2 separate regions of the Homo sapiens genome follow, and region 1 is linked to region 2. The links are chromatin loops, found by intact Hi-C in ENCODE. Cell type or tissue: CD4-positive, alpha-beta T cell. All regions are shown on one strand. Links, peaks and the distances in the headings refer to the core of each region. The heading gives the core; the rest is flanking DNA.

What was found. Hi-C counts contacts between places; a loop is a spot of excess contacts. Peaks named below come from ENCODE experiments on the same cell type or tissue, not always from the same donor. Only the 100,000 strongest peaks of a DNase experiment are listed, where the experiment ranks them.
Region 1: it touches region 2 in a loop (3-fold over the local background); 2 of 110 quality-filtered maps call a loop at or near these places.

Annotation. Positions count from the first base shown.
Region 1 is chr1:167,351,354-167,360,021 of GRCh38, reverse strand. All of the region lies in intron 2 of POU2F1 (POU class 2 homeobox 1), which reads right to left. Among named protein-coding and RNA genes, the nearest start is that of POU2F1, 130 kb to the right of the region's middle. In CD4-positive, alpha-beta T cell, for the core only: no CTCF peak of the experiment used is centred there; no DNase peak of the experiment used is centred there.
Region 2 is chr1:167,405,016-167,413,683 of GRCh38, reverse strand. POU2F1 (POU class 2 homeobox 1) reads right to left here. Exons shown (of 16, transcript NM_002697.4): 14 at 1,380-1,725; 15 at 570-658. Among named protein-coding and RNA genes, the nearest start is that of CD247, 110 kb to the left of the region's middle. RefSeq lists a silencer at 506-706. In CD4-positive, alpha-beta T cell, for the core only: no CTCF peak of the experiment used is centred there; a DNase peak (open chromatin) is centred at 4,312.

The sequences.
Region 1 (8,668 bases), core at 237-8,236, 54 kb after region 2:
TCATTAAAAAGCAGGCAAAGACAGACACGTCTCAAAAGAAGACATACAAGCAAGTCAACAAACATGAAAAAATGCTCAACATCACTAATCATCAGAAATACAAATCAAAATAACAATGAGATACCATCTCACACTAGGCAGACTATTATTAAAAAGTAAAAAAAAAAAAAACAAACCCACAAATGTTGACAAAGCTGAAAAAAAAAAAACCACGTACACACTGTTGGTAGGAATGCAAATTAGTTCAGTCCCTGTGGAAAGCAGTTTGGCAATTTCTCAAAGAACTAAAAACAGAATTACCATTCAACCTAGCAATCCCATTACTGGATATATACCCAAAGAAAAATAAATCGTTCTACCCAAAAGACACCTGCATTTGCATGTTTATCACAGCACTATTCACAACAGCAGAGACATGGAATCAACCCAAGTGCCCAAAACAGTGGATTAGATAAAGAAAATATGGTACATATGCACCGTGGAATACTATGCAGCCATAAACAGAACAAAATCCATGCAGTAATACGGATGCAGCTGGAGGCCATTTTCCTAAGTGAATTAACACAGGAACAGAAAACCAAATACCACATATTCTCACATTTAAGTGGGAGTTAAACACATAAGACACAAAGACAGAAACAGAAACTAGGGATTCCAAAAGGGGGAAGGGAAGGAGAAGGCAAGGGCTGAAAAACTACCTACGGTACTAGGTTTGCTACTTGGGTGACAGAATCATTAGAATCCCAAACCTCAGCATCAGGCGATATACCCATGTAACAAACCTGTGCATTTACCCCCTACATCTAAAACAAAAATAGTTTTTTTTTTTTTAAAAAAAGTCTAGTGTGTTTCAGGAGCCAGGGATGAGAAAGCTACAAGGATGGAGTGGTTTAATACTATTAAATGGTACAGAGAAGATAAGGATAAGAGCACTGAGAAATAAATAAATCCAAAGAAAATAGAGGGAAAGGTAATAATAAAGGTAAGACCAATAATGAATACCATTAAAAAAAACTTCCACATAATAGAAACACCAACTTGGTTCTTTCAAAAGAATCTTGTCACTTTGTAACGTATAAACTTCTGGTAAGATGGAACAAGAAAATAAGAGAGAAGGAGCAAACAAACAATTTAAGTGTAACAAAAAGGCCTATCAAAAACTGCTGCAGGTCAGGTGCAGTAGCTCAAGCCTGTATCCCAGCACTCTAGACAGGCTGAAGCAGAAGAATTACTTGAGGCCAGGAGTTCAAGACCAGCCTGAGCAGCACAGTCAGAACCTGTCTCAAAAAAAAAAAAAAAAAAAAAGCTGCAGATAATAAAAAGATTAAGAATATATTGTGAAGCGTTTCATGTCAATACAATTAAAACTTAAAAATGAATAACTCTATAGAAAATATAATTTATCAAGACTGACTCAAGAAGAAATAGAAAATCCATAGAGTCCCACAGCATTTAAGGAAACTGAATTAGTAGGTAAGTAAAAATCTTCCCAAGAGAATAAAAAGCCTTGTTGATTTTACCCAAGTGCTTCCAAAAATTCAAGGAACAAATAATTCTAATCCTCCACAAACGTTTCCAGAGAACAACAAAACCAGAAACACTTCTAACTCATTTTATGAGACCAGCATAACCTCGATACCATAACCTGATAAAGTGTGAAAAATATAAATACAAGCCAGTTTCATTCATAAACATATATGAAAAAATACTAAATAATAATAGCAAACCTAATCTACTAATATAAAATATTATGGCTAAGGTAGATCTAGGGAGTCTGAGGCAGGAGAATCACTTGAACCTGGGAAGCAGAGGTTGCAGTGAGCCGAGATCGCGCCACTGCACTCCTGCCTGGGCAACAAGAGCGAAACACCGTCTCAAAAAAAAAAAAAAAAAAAAAAAGAAAAGAAAAAAGATCAATTAGGCCAGATGCGGTGGCTCATGCCTGTAATCCCAGCACTTTGGAAGGTCGAGACAGGCAGATCACGAGGTCAAGAGATCGAGACCATCCTGGCCAACACGGTGAAACCCCATCTCTACTAAAAATACAAAAATTAGCTGGGTGTAGTGATGTGCGCCTGTAGTCCCAGCTATTCAGGAGGCTGAGGCAGGGGGATTGCTTGAACCCAGGAAGCGGAGGTTGCAATGAGCCGAGATAGCGCCATTGCACTCCAGCCTGAAGACAGAGTGAGACTCTGTCTCAAAAAAAAAAAAAAAAAAAAATCAATTAATAAGATTCACCAAGTTCAATAAAGGGCGGGGTGGAATCATATAGAAATCTCAAAAGATGCATAAAACTCTTAGACAAATACAATATCCACTTATGATAAAAATTCTTGGCATAAGGACTGGGTGTGCTGGCTCACACCTGTAATCCTAGCATTTTGGGAGGCTGAGGCAGGTGGATTATTTGAGCTCTGGAGTTTGAGATGAGCCTGGGCAACATGATGAAACCCCATCTCTACCAAAAATACCAAAATCAGCCAGGCGTGATGGTGCACACCTGTAGTCCCAGCAACTTGGGCTGAGAGGGGAAGGACTGCTTGAACCCAGAAGGTTGAGGCCGCAGTGAGCCCACGTCACACCACTACACTCCTGCCTGGGGAACAAAGTGAGACCCCGTCTCACAAAGAAGCGGGGGGGGGTGGGGGGGGGGTGGGGGGGGAGGCGTGGGGGAGGGGGGGCAATCTTGGCATAGGAATACAAGTTTCTTTAACTTGATAAAGAATAAGCATTAAAATAAATAAACATCATAGTTTATGGTGAAAAATTAAAAGCATTTCCTTTAAGATTAAGAAGAAGATAAGGGGGCCAGTTACTGTTACAATAGGTAGACAGGCATGAGCAGGGCAGAGGGCTCTTCCCTTGCCCACTAGGAATGTCGGGTGATGGTCTGGCAGTTTTCATATTGCCTAAGTGATAAATTGGCAGCCGGCTTCAGGGAAAGGCCATTTCCTAATGGTCCACACCTGTTGTGCTAAAGTGTTAATTGAAGGCAGGGACCAGGGAGAAGTAATTTCTTGAGCATGTGCATTAAGAGACAAAATGGCGGAATATGACCTTCTGGGGGCACACCACCAGAAAAGGGAAGAAAACCTCAGATGGGCATGTCTACAACTTCCTAAACACACTGCGCCTGCTCACCTCCCAAGGGTAAGGAGGGCACTACACATGTGGGCAGCCCACCTCAAGGGAAGAATCATGGGAAAGGGGCCAGCCTATAAAGTCCCAGGATCAAGGTTAAACACTGCACTTGACCTCGGTGCCTGCTTGGGACTCTTCTAAGTGTACTTTCCTTTCTTTCCTGTTCTAAAGCCTTTGTAAGTAAACTTCCACCCATGCTCTGAAACTTGCCTTGGTCTCTTCTGCTGCCTTATGCCCCTCAGTCGAATTCTTTCTTCTGAGGAGGCAAGAATTGAAGTTGCTGCAGACCCGTATATATTTGCCGCCAGTGACTCAAATACCTTCTACCGGTAACACATTTGATGCTGTGAAACTTGGATATTTGCCACTGGTAACACTACTACTACTTCTATCATACTCCAAGGCCTATCCAGCAAAACAAGACAAAAAAGAAAACATCTGAGTTGGAAAAAACAAAATAAAACCCTTTGCAGGTGATTTGTGTGTACAGAATGTTCTAAGGAATCTAATAATTTATTATTAGAATAAGAGAGTTTAATGAGGATGCAGCACACAAAATCTACTTTAAAACTGCCTTTGTGGCCAGGCAGGGTGGCTCACGCCTGTAATCCTAGCAGGCGTGAGCCAGGGCGGGCAGATCCCTTGAGCCCAGGAGTAGAGACCAGCCTGGGCAACATGGTGAAACCCCGCCTCTACAAGAAAAAAAAAAAAAAAAAAGAAAAAGAAAAATTAGCTAGGCGTGGTGGGACGTGCCTATAGTCCCAGCTACTTAGTAACAGTATAGTCCCAGTACTAAGTAACATACTTAGGAGGCTGAGGTGGGAGGATCACCTGATCTGAGGGAAGTCGAGGCTGCAGTGAGCCATGATCCTGCCACTGCACTCCAGTGTGGGCAACAAAGTGAGACCCTGTCTCAAAAAATAATAATAATAATAAAATTGTCTTTGTATATTCCAAATGAAAACAATTTTTAAAGATTTTATTTATAAACACTTAAAAGATACAAAGTCCTGAAAATAAATCTATCAAAATACAGCAAGTTCCATAGGCAGAAAATTATAAAACTTTATTTAAAAACAAAGACATGGCTGGGCATGGAGGCTCGCACTTATAATCCCAGAGATTTGAGAGGTGGGAGGATCGCTTAAGGCCAGGAGTTTGACACCAGCTTGAGCAACATAGTGAAAAAAAATAGTAATTAAAAATGTGCAGTTATTATAGTATGCCAGTTGTATAGACAGATGCCAGCTCAATATTGTAAAAATGTCAGTTCTCCCCAAACTGACCTATGGATTCAAAGTAAATTCATATGAAAATCTCAATAAATTATTTTCTCTCTGTCTTTTTTTTGGAGCAGAGGGGTAGAACTTAACAAGTTGATTCTAAAATTTACATAGAATGGCATGGGGCCAAGATGTTCTTTAAAACATGGAGACGTGGATTATCAAGATATTAACATTTAGAGAGCAATAATAATTGAGGCAGTGTGGTATTAGCATAGGGATCAACACATATACCAGTGCAGAGTCTAGAGACAGAGGTACACACACCTATGAACACTTGAAACATGACAGAGGTGAGGAAGGGATGAAAGATGACAGATCAATGAGGAAAGGGTGGAGTTTTTAATAAAGGGGTAGCTGGGTATCTATTTAAAAAACAAAAAACAAAAAACTAGACACATTACACTATACTAAAAAAAAAAAAAGAAAGAAAAATGAAAATTTCAGAAGGATTAAAAGCCAAAATGTGAAATGCAAAACTATAACATTCTTAGAAGATAACATAAAAGAATATCATTCTAACCTTGGGAAAGTGAAGAATTTCTTTATCAAGAACCAAAAGATGAAAACACATAAATTTAACTACTTTAAAATTAAAAGCTCATCAAAGGGCTACATAAAGTGAATTGAAAAAAGAAAATATTTACAATCCATACAAACAACAAAGGATTAGTATTCAGAATACACAAAGAACTCCTATGAGTCAATAAGAAAAAGTCAACCCAACAGAAAAAATAGGCAAGATAAATGAACAGGAATTTAACAAAGGAAGAAACACAGATGGCCCATAAACACAGGAAAAGATGTTCAATCTGCTTGGAAACTATGGAAATGCAAATTAAAACCCCAATGAGATACCATTTTACACCTGATAAATTGGCTAAAATTGCAAAGTCGGTTAATCCCAGTTGCTATTAGTAGCAGTATAAACCAGTACAAATGCTCTGGAAAACTGGCTGGCAGTACTAAGTAACATTAGAACAAGTTCAGCAATAACACTATTAAGAAAATACTCTGGGTACTCACACCTGTAATCCCAGCACTTCAGGAGGCCGAGACGGGCAGATCACCTGAGGTCAGGAGTCTGAGACCAGCCTGGCCAACATGGTGAAACCCCGTCTTTACTAAAAATATAAAAATCAGCTGAGCGTGGTGGAGGGTGCTTGTAATCCCAGCCACTAGGGAGGCTGAGGCAGGAGAATTGCTTGAACCCGGGAGGCCGAGGTTGCAGTGAGCTGAGATTGTGCCACTGCACTCCAGCCTGGGTGACAGAGTGAGACTCTGTCAAAAAATAAATAAATAAATAAAAATAAAGAAAATACTCTGGGGACTTTTTCACAATATGTATCAAGAGATAAGTACAAAGTCATTTATAGCCATATTATTTGTAATAGCAAAAGCCTAGAAATAACCCAAATGTCCATCAATAATGGAATAAACAAACATTCTAATGTAGTCATACAATGGGATATTATATCCAGTGAAAATGAATTATAGGTATATGTACTAACATGGATGAATCTCAAACACATAATGTTGAGCAAAAGAAATCAGTAATAAAATATCCATGGTACAGTATAATTCAATTTCATTATGGAAACAGGCAAATCTAAGTAATGTGTTATTTGAGGATAAATATGTAGATGGAAAAATATTTTGAGTGAAAAGCAATGTCACCATTAACGCTAACTTCGGGATAGTGGTTATTTTTGTGGTAGAAAAATGGAATATGTTCAGGGTGGGCCTACAGAAGCCTTCTGAGGAATGGTAACATTCTACTTTATGGCCACAGTGGTAGATATGAGTACTTAAACGCTACATTCATGTTTACATACAAGTTTTTACAATTACTTTTGCATAAAATCGTAAAAGAATCAACAATAAAAAAAAGTGCAACAAAATTCTGGGTACACATCCAGATTGCAAGGAATAAAGGCAAAAGCAGGTAATAATGAAGCCAAGGTGGTGAGTGATGATCGTTTCTTTCATAAGTCAGGTACTGGCGGGACAGCGTGAGGATGATAATTCAAAGGGGCAGATAGGGTGGAAGGAAAGACTTGAGGTTGATAAAACCTGAGCAAACTTAAAAGACTGAAAGAGTCTGTGGAAGGGATATGCTGAAAAGGTAAGAACAATAGCGGTTGAAAGATAGGGCAGAAACCTGAAGGGTACGAGAAGACAATTCAAATAATGGAGGCGGTGGGGGTAAAGAGAGATATTTCTTTGTCAGATGCAAAAAAAAAAAAAAGGAGAAGGTAGGTAAAAACAGAAAAATGTAAAGTATTGAAGAGGGAGGTGGTGAGGCTCAAATCAGACAGCTACAATTTTTTCAGTAATCAAAAGGCAGATATTTTCAGAAAACGAAAGAGCAAAACAGAAATAGAGAAGACTGGAAATATGCAATGAAAAATGTGACAGGGAATAAATTAGAGGTGAATCCAAGGTTAGCACCAGTGACAGTGAAGACCCAGCTGAGAGACAGTTGGATTTATATTAAGTTCAAGCACTGGAGAGTCCTCATCTCCCAGAAAGTTCTGTTTTTCTCTTCATAGCCAGCAGTCAAGGATCAAATAGGCAAAGGTTTCTTCCCTTCATGAACAGTTCATATTACTCAGCTTTGCACAGGATTCAGGCATTTAAATGTCTTTCAGCGCTCAGCTCAAATGCTATTTTCTTTCATGTTTCCCATCTCTCTAACCCAAAAGCAATAATCTATACCTTCTTACTACGAAAACACATTTGGTACTTCCTCAACATTTTGTGGGAGTGAGGGAAGAAATAAAATTGAGCTAAAGTACATATGACACAGATGAATATGAATCTCAAGCCCGCTATACTAAGTAAAAGCAGCCAGATTCAAAGGGTACATCCACATGATTCTATTTATTTCATATTTTGGAAATGGTAAAGCTGAAAGGGACATTAAAAAGAACTAATCAAGCTCCTTGTTTTACAAATAAGAAATTTTTTCTAATATACAGAAATACTTCCACTGAAATAACCAAGCTGGATAGTAATTGAGCTCAGACTGAAATTCCGAGCCTTCCACCGATTTGTCTAGCACCCCTGCCTCAACTCTCTCCCAATTGCCCTTTCTACTAAACCATCCAATGACGAAGGACTCCAATTCAATGCTCATTCACAAATATTAGCTAAGTGACAAATCAGTAATTGAGGCCATGATCAGGCTCATAAGGGGACATAAGATGACAAAGTAGTAGAATTCTGGCCTTTGCTATCTATCTCACAGCTAGCTACTTCAACTACATTTCTTTTACATTAAAATAAAGTTTTTAAAAAGGAATCAAATCAAATTTTATAGCCCACAAGAAATATTACATTTTATAAAGGACAACTTTGTCAAAAAACGTCTTCAAATAGGAAATGCATCAAAATGTTAATAGTGAATACATTATTCTGTATTTTTCAAATTCTCTACCATGATGAGTATTACCATTAAGTTGTGATAACAGCTTTAATTTTTATTGCTAAAATTTTCCTAAAATGGGCATCCTTTCAATTTATCCTTCAATGTCATCTCCAAAGCAATCAGTCTCCAGTCTCTTAAAAGAGACACACTTCTGCTGTTTGAATTCTGCCCAGGTGTGCATCTATTTTTGCGGTGGGAGGACAGTCCTCTCCTTTATCCTATTCCTGTTGTCATTTTTCCACAAATGAGAATGGAAATCTATATCCTATGAACATTAATTTTAAAATGTATAAATGAGAGAGGAAACATTACACATTAGGGAAAGAAGGAGAAAAGAAGAGGTGGGAGGGAGGAGAGGAGAGTCAGGGAGAAAGCTAAGGTGAAACCCTCAAATAGGATGAAAATGCAGATATCCTTCACCCTCCTCTCTAGCTCTGAAAATCCTAGTCATTATGAAATATCCAGCCTGGAATCTACTTCCTTCAAGAAGACTTTAAGGGCCAGCCTAATTATAAATAATATTTCCAAAATCTTAACTCCTATAAAATCTAGTTTTCCTTAGGACGTTTAATCATTACTTAAGATATAACATTAATAGTTTCTTTTCTTTTTTTTCTTTCTTTCTTTTTTTTTTTTTTTTTTTTTTTTGAGATGGTGCTTCATTCTTCCTGACCAGGCTGGAGTGCAGTGGCGCGATCTCGGCTCACTGCAACCCTGCGCCTCCCAGGTTCAAGTGATTCTCCTGCCTCAGCCTCCCAAGTAGTTGGGATTACAGGCATGTGCCACCATACCCAGCTAATTTTGTTTGTTTTGA
Region 2 (8,668 bases), core at 188-8,187:
GCTTGGAAAAGAGACATTATAATCCAAGAGAATATATGTTCTACACTAACGGCGATATAAAAAGAGCAGAACTTAATGAGAATTAAAAGCACTCCTGAGGTCCACCTGATGTGTTCCAATGTTTGTTCATTACAGGACTTTCCCATGCACAGCTTTCTCAGGAGTGCAGCTGGGAACTGGAGAGTCTTACTTGGTCAAGTTTGCCTAGAGACGGGTTTTAGATTAATACTTGGGATAAACTTATCAGGGGAAAAAAATCTGGCTTCAAGTCTACTCACATAAGATCAATATTAGCATGAAAGTTCTGGTTTTTTACCATATACCAAACTAAGTATATTTCCTGCTTTTACTCACATACTAACACCTATACTTTTCTTACAAAGCTTTTTTACGAGGACATTTTCTTAGTTCTCAAGAACAAGTTAGTCAGCATTTGACTCTTTCCCATCACTTTTACCTCTAGCAAAGCAGACTTCCTCTATCTCTGTCTCAAGCACACACACACACACACACACACACACTCACACACACGTGCATGCCACCAAATTAAGAAAAAGGCTTCTACTGACCTTGAATAGTTGCCAGTGTACTGTTGCTCATTAGAGCTGGGCTGAGAGCACCGCTCAGGGTCCCTGGATTCAGACTGAGTAAGGCACCTCTGCAAGTCCAAAAGAGGAGTCACTTTATTACCATGCAGACGCAGGTCTCATTTTGACAACACACCAAAAGGAACTTACAAAACGAAAATCCAGCTGGGGAAATAGGTGGAAATATTTATTTTTCTTTACTCTTCTATGGTTTGTGCTTCTCAGTTACTGCTTTCCTGGATGCTTACTCATACAAACGAGGTTATGATCAGCACAAAATGTAAAACTTTTATAGTCATTTTGACCCTTCTTTGAAAGACTTATTTCTCTTTCTTTCCAAAATGAAAGAAACATTCTAGAGAAAAAGATATATTTACAAGATAATTCTTATAATGTGTGACAATAACAGTATAAAATTGAGACTCCTATTACATCTCTTATCTATGCTTGAGAATTAGGAAGTAGGCAGTTGAGAGAGTTTAATGGGGAAAATAAGAGTCAAGAATTCTAGGCTTTCTTCCTGGCCCCGTCACTAAGGTAATTAGTGACCTGGTATTTTGGGTCTTCATCTGGAAACAAAGGTATGACTACTGCCCTTCCCAGGGTGTTAAGAAACATAAACTCAACTATAATCAAAGTCCTTGTATGATCACAAAACAGCCCACTTCAAAGAGATTACTGCTTTAAAGACATTTTTTTCCCCATCTAAGTCAGTGATGTAAAGTCTCCCCTGTGAGTAATTCCAGGGATGACCTCCACCTCAGACGTGAATGAGATGAGAAAGCGCCTTACCCAGCCGCAAACTGTGAGGGTGCCATCAGGCTTGGGTTTAGTCCTGCAGCAGCTGCCATGGCAGCAAGACTGGCATTTGCTGGCAACTGTGCAGCTCCTTGAAGGGCAGCAGCTGCTGCTGTTTGCAAACCTGATGCTGTCACCATCACCTGGCTGGTCCCAAGAGGGGAGGACAAAGGAGTGGAGGTGGTCTGTGTTGTGCTGGTCTCACTGGCACTGGATGCCTCGGAGGTGGAGGCTGAGGCAGAAGGGGAGGGACTCAGAGAGGGGGACGTGACTGCTGAGGAAGCTGGAGGCGCTGTGGAAATCACGGTTGCTGTGTTGTTGGAGGTGGTGTCTGAAGTGCCTGAAAAGACAAACAGATTAGAAGATGACCTTTTGTAAATGGTTTTGGAAGAATGGTGGCTTTACTCAGCCAAACTCTATAATCAATGGAATAATTAACCTACCACCTAGTAAAGCTGTCCTTTAATAACCTAGTTTAGTGCTTTTATGGAAATTAACTACAAAACCAAACATTTTAGGATCACAGCTAGGAACCCTACTTTAAGAGATATGAGCAATGAAAGAAACAGAGAAGTTTTCCATTGCCTGTTTCCTATTCAAGAAACAAAAGAATCATAGAAGCTCTAATTATGGAATACAACTGCTCTGGGGAAGAAAAAGAAAGCAAAAGAAGAAAAACTTCTGTAAAGCTCTTTTCATTCAGAAATCTCCTTAGGGGTCTCCTCAGAAAAATCAAAACAAGGAGAAGAAAAACAGAAAGTTATATGCTTTTCTAAGAATTCAGTATCAACAACAACATAGTATAAAAATGACTACATGCCTTCTCTACATTCAAACAACTATTCTGTAATAAAAATTAGCTCTCAAAAAGTCCATTGTGGTAAAAAAAAAAACAACATACAATGATACTATGAATCTCATAAAAGCATAAAAATTAAGATCTAAGAAATTATTATTTGTAGGCCGGGTATGGTGGCTCACACCTGTAATCTCAGCACTTTGGGAGGCTGAGGTGGGCAGATCAAGAGGTCAAGAGATTGAGACCATCCTGGCCAACATGGTGAAACCCTGCCTCTAATAAAAATACAAAAATTAGCTGGGCGTGGTGGCACGCGCCTGTAGTTCCAGCTACTCGGGAGGCTAAGGCAGGAGAATCGCTTGAACCTGGGAGGCGGAGGTTGCAGTGAGCCAAGATTGCGCCACTGCACTCCAGCCTGGCGACAGAGCAAGACTCCATCTCAAGAAAAAAAAAAAAAAGAAATTATTTGTGAGGTCTTAGAAAAAAGTGCCTGAATATGCTTTTGGTTTAAGGAGAATGAACATTTGGATATAAATGACTAACTGACATTAAATATATCATTACTAAACACTAAAACACATTTGCTGGGATTATTTAATGTTTGAGATCAGTGTTGTCTAACAGAAATACAAGACATATGTAATTTAAAAATTTCTAGTAGCCCCACTGAAAATGGTAAGACAAGGCCAGGTGTGGTGGCTCACGCTTGTGATCCCAGCACTTTGGGAGGCTGAGGTGAGTGGATCATTTGAGGTCAGGAGCTCGAAACCAGCCTGGCCAATGTGGTGAAACCCCGTCTCTATTAAAAATACAAAAATTAGCCAGGCATGGTGGTGGGCGCCTGTAATCCCAGCTACTCAGGAGGCTGAGGCAGGAGAACTGCTTGAGCCCAAGAGGTGGAGGTTGCAGTGAGCCGAGATGACGCCATTACACTCCAGTCTGGGTGACGAAGTAAGACTCCGTTAAAAATAATAATAATAATAATAATAACATTTTTTGGTGATGAAATCTTTTACCAAGCTTCAGAACATGCTCTTCTTTCATAACAATCTTGTTACAAATTCAGGCAATTTTGTCCTTCCAAAAATCTGTTTTAAAACCTTCTTCTGGTCTGTACTAAGAACATCTAGAATTGAACTCTCACTTCCACTCTTCAGTTTTTATCACATGTCACAGGGTTGGGAGAGACTCAGACATCATTTATTTCAGCACTGACTACTTTCTTCACCTCCTATAAAGCTGTGCAAAAGTGGCTGCCAAATGAATGAGGTAAACATAATGTTCTTATTGTTAAATAAAAAGGAAGGCTTTCTTCCTCTGTCTACCCTTCTGAAAAATATAAGTGATTTATTTTTATTGCCACTGCCCCTAAATATCATTACATCTTTGTAGATACTATGAATCCTATTTTCGTTCATTACTTCTTTGGTTCTAAATCTCTCAGAACAATCAACCACTGAACACTGGATGCTGTGTAGGGTCCTGTGTTAGGCAGATTCATATACCCTTTTTCGCTTTAATCTTCTCTTAAGACATGCCCCCTGTCACATAGTAAGGTGAACATCTTTTATTTCTCTTCCATGCTAAGCAATTTCAATGTACTTTCAATCTTTTTTTGACCAATTTCTCACCTTATCTAACCTGATTTTACCTATGGGTACTACTTCCCTTTCAAAGTTCTGAAATTGAATTGCCTATTTTTATAAGTCCTAATATCTTGAGCTCAAAAGGCTTAAAATAGTTATTTCTTTACTCTCCAGCCACCTTCAAATCATTCACCAACTGTTTTCTTAAATCCCTTAAGTTTACAAAGAAAATCCCAGTCAAATTTTATCAGTGAATTTAACCTAGGCCAGAAGATGATGACTCCAGAAGCATTCAAAATTGTTCTAGGCGTCTCCAATATAAATGTTATATAAATAAGCATTATGGTATAACAACTTAAAATTATCTTCAAATTAATTATCCCAGTCAGTGAGTCATGTTTTCATCAATATATGTATTTCATGACTGTAAATTCTTGGCAACTTGGCAATTTAATTACTTGGGTAACTTTGACTAGTGAACTTATTGTTGCTGAGCCTCAATGTCCTCAACAGCAAAATAAGATACCACCAACCACCTCACAGGGGCAGTAGGAAGCTATAGTCAAGGTGTGTATATAGTACCTGGCACTTCCCTGTGCTTCCCGCCCTGTCTTGTCTTTTCTCAAACAGCTTTTATTGAGATACAACTTATAAACTGGATATCCATATGCAGAAAGAGGAATTTAGATCTTTACCTTACACTGTGCATAAAAATTAACTAAAACAGATCAAAGGCCTAAATATAAGAGCTGAAACTATAAAGCTTCTAGTAAATAAAGTAGGACAAAATCTTTGTGACCCTGGGTTAAGCAAAGAGTTCACAGACACAGCACCAAGAGAATGATCCATAAAAGAAAAGAAAAATCAGTGAACTCAACTTCATCAAAAGTAAAATCTTTTGCGCTTCAAAAGCCACAGACTGAGAGAAAACATTTGCAGATCACATATCCAATAAAGGAACTGGAATTGTGTCAGAATGTATAAACAATTCTTACAACTCAATAGTAAGAATATAAACAACTTAGATTTTTAAATGGACAAATGTTAGTAGACATTTTAACAAGGAAGATATAGGAGTGACTAGTAAGCACATGAAAATTCATCCAGCTTTAAAATTTGATGACTTTTAATCAACTTACAGTTATACAACCATCATCACAATCCAGATTATGACATTTCCACTCCCAAAAAAGATCCCTTGTGCCTGTTTGTAATCATGTCACACTCCTACCTAGTTATCTGCTTTTTGTCTCTAGATTTTTGTGGACATTTCACACAAATGGAATCATACAATATGTAGTCTCTTGCATCTGGCTTCTTTTACTTAACATTCTGTTTTCAAGGTTCATCCACATTGTAGCACGAATCAACACCTCATTAATTTTTATGGCTGAATAATATTCCACTGTGTAGATATAACACATTTTGTTTATTCATTCACCAGTTGATGAGCACTGGTTTGTTTCCAGTTCTTGGATATTATAAATAAGGCTGCTATATAAACATTCACATTGAAGTTTTTGTGTAGAAATGTCTTCATTTCTCTTGGGGAAATTGCTGGGTAGGACGGTAAATTTATGTTTAAAAGAACTGCCAAGATGTTTTCCGAAGCTGTATCATTCTACATTCCTACAAGCAATGCATGAAAGTTCCAGTTTCTCCACATCCTTCCCAACATTTATCATCTTGGGTCTTTTTGATTATAGCCATTCTAGTGAGTACAAAGTAGTATCTCATTACAGTTTTAATCTGCACTTCCCTAATGAGTAATGCTAATGTCACATATCTCTCCATGTGCTTACTAGTCACTCCTATATCTTCCTTGGTAAAATGTCTACTAACATTTGTCCATTTAAAAATCTGAGTTGTTTATATTCTTACTATTGAGTTGTAAGAGTTGTTTATACATTCTAGACACAATTTCTTTATTGGATATGTGATCTGCAAATGTTTTCTCTCAGTCTGTGGCTTTTGAAGCACAAAAGATTTTACTTTTGATGAAGCTGAATTTACTAATTTTTTTTTCTTTTATGGATCGTTCTCTTGGTGCTGTGTATATGAACTCTGTGCTTAACCCAAGGTCACAAAGATTTTGTCCTACTTTATTTACTAGCAACTTTATAGTTTCAGCTCTTATATTTAGGCCTTTGATCCATTTCAGTTAATTTTTATGCACGGTGTAAGGTAAGGATCTAAATTCCTCTATTCCTCTTTCTGCATATGGATATCCAGTTGTCCTAGAACCATTTGTTGAAGACTGTCCTTTCCCTATTGAATTGCCTTGGCACCTCTGTCAAAAATCAATAAAGCATAAATTTAAAGTTTTGCTTCTGGACTCTTAATTTTGTTCCATTTAATCTATATATCTATATGTATACCAGTAATACACTGCTTTGATTATTGTTGCTTTACAGTAAACTTTGAAATTAGGACATGAAAATCCTCTGATTTCACTCTTTCTCAAAATTGTTTTGGCTATTCTTGGTCCCTTCCAAGAGTTTATCGATTTCTTTAAAACAAAACAAAGAAAAAACCTGTTGGAATTTTTACTATGATTTTGTTGAATCTATAAATCAAGCTGGAAGACTGAGCATGGTGGCTCATGCCTGTAATCCCAGCACTTTGGGAGGCCAAGGTGGGTGAATTGCTTGAGCCCAGGAGTTCGAGACCAGCCTGGGCAATATGGCAAAACCTCGTCTCTACAAAAAATACAAATATTAGCTGGGCGGGTGGCATGTGGCTATAGTCCCAGCTACCGGGGAGGCTGAAGTGGGAGGACTGCTTGAGCCTGGGAAGTTGAGGCTGCAGTGAAATGTGATTGCGCCACTGTGATAGGGCAATACCCTGTCTCGAAAACAAATAATAATAATAATAAAATATATAAAATAAATAAAATAAAAAAATATATATTTATGCTATAATGTGGATAAACCTTGAAATCAGAGAGAAAGAGAGATGCACATATATCTCAAGCTGGAGAAAAACTGTCATCTTAAGAATGCTTAGTCTTCCAAAACATGAACATGGAATATGAAATGTCTCTTTATTTAGACTTCTTTTAACTTCTTTCAGCAAATTGTAGTTTTCATTGTTCAAGTCTTACACTTCTTTTAAGTTTATTCCTAAGTATTTTATTCTTTTGATACTGTTACATACAAGTTATTTCCTAAATTTCATTTTTGAACTGTCCATTGATAGTACATACAAATGTAATTTATTTTTTATATATCAATCTTGTATTCTGCAACAATACTGAATTTATTGATTAGTCCTAGATACCTTTTTTTGGTGAATTCCTTAGTATTTTTATACATATAGAATAATGCAAATACAAGCAGTTTAACTTCTTCCTTTCCAAATTGTCTTCCGTTTTTTTTCTCCCCCTTACTGGAGGCTATAACCTCCAGGACGATGTTAATCAGAAGTCCACAAGAGCAAACAAACACTCTTACCTAATTCTCAATCTTAGTGGGGAAAGTATTCAGTCTTTTGCCATTAAGTATTCTATTTGCTGGAGAGTTTTAGTAAGTGCTCTTTATCAGGTGAGGCAGTTCCTTTGTATTTCAGCTTTCATCATGAATGGGTTTTGGATTTTTACAAATATCTTTTCTGTATCCACTGAGATGATTATGTGGTTTTTGTCCTTTCTTCTACTATTATAATGTGTTACATTAATTGATGTTCAGTTATTGTACTAACCATACATTCCTGGGAGATAAATCCTCCTTGGCCATGATGTATATAATCGTTCGATTTTTTCAGTATGTTGCTGGATTTGACTTGCTAAGATTCTTTTGAGAGTTTTGGTTTATATTTTCTCGAGGAATATGAGTTTGTAATTTTTTTTTCTTGTGCTATTTATCTAAGCTTAGGTATCTGGGTAATACCGGCCTGATAGGAAAATAGAGGAGAAATGTTATTTCTTCTTTGATGCATGTTTTAATTTTCAAATACATGGGGACTTCCCAAATTTCTTTCTATTGTTAATTTCTAGTTTATCTCAGTTGTCATCAGACAACACACTTTGTATGATTTTAATCCTTTTTAATTTACTGAAACTTGTTTTATGGCTAAAAGTATCCTGGGAGATGGATGTTCCATGTGTACATAAAAAGGATGTGTTTTCTGCTGTTGCTGGACCAAGTGTTCTGCAGATGGCAGTTAGAACAAGTTGGTTGATAGTGCTCAAATGTTGTATATCCTTCACGGCTTTTTTTTATTTTCCCCCAAACAGGGTCTCGCTCTGTTCTCAAGCTGGAGTTCAGTGGTACAATCTCAGCTTATTGCAGCCTCAACTTTCCAGGCTCAAGTGACCCTCCCACCTCAGCCTCCCGAGCAGCTAGGACTATAGGCACGTGCCACCACGCCTGGCTAATTTTGCTCATTTTTTTTTTTTTTTGTAGAGACAAGGTCTTACTATGTTGCCCAGGCAGGTTTTGAACTCCTGGACCCAAGCGATCCTTTCACCTTGGCCTACCAAAGTGCTGGGATTATAGGCATAAGCCACTGCACATGGCCTGAATTTTTTTTTTTTTAACGTGGCTCAAATAAATACTATGTCTGCAACTGTTATTGTTGAATTGTCTATTTCTTCTTTGAATTTTATTCCTTTTTGTTTCCTGTATCTTGGGCCTTTGTTGTTAAGGTGGCTATATAATTATAGTTGCTATATCTTCCTGAGGAATCAACAATTTTGTCACTATGAAAAATATTTTGGAAAATGAATTGGGGGCGGGGCATGTTTGGTTGAGATTATTAAGGGCTGTGGAATTTTTACAAGTTTTTGAGACACAATGGAACACTCGTCTTTCTGGAGGAGTATGGCAATGCTCACTTGCATCTATTTTAGAATGTTTACCAAGGACCTATTATGTGTCAAACGTACCTATGGGAAAATA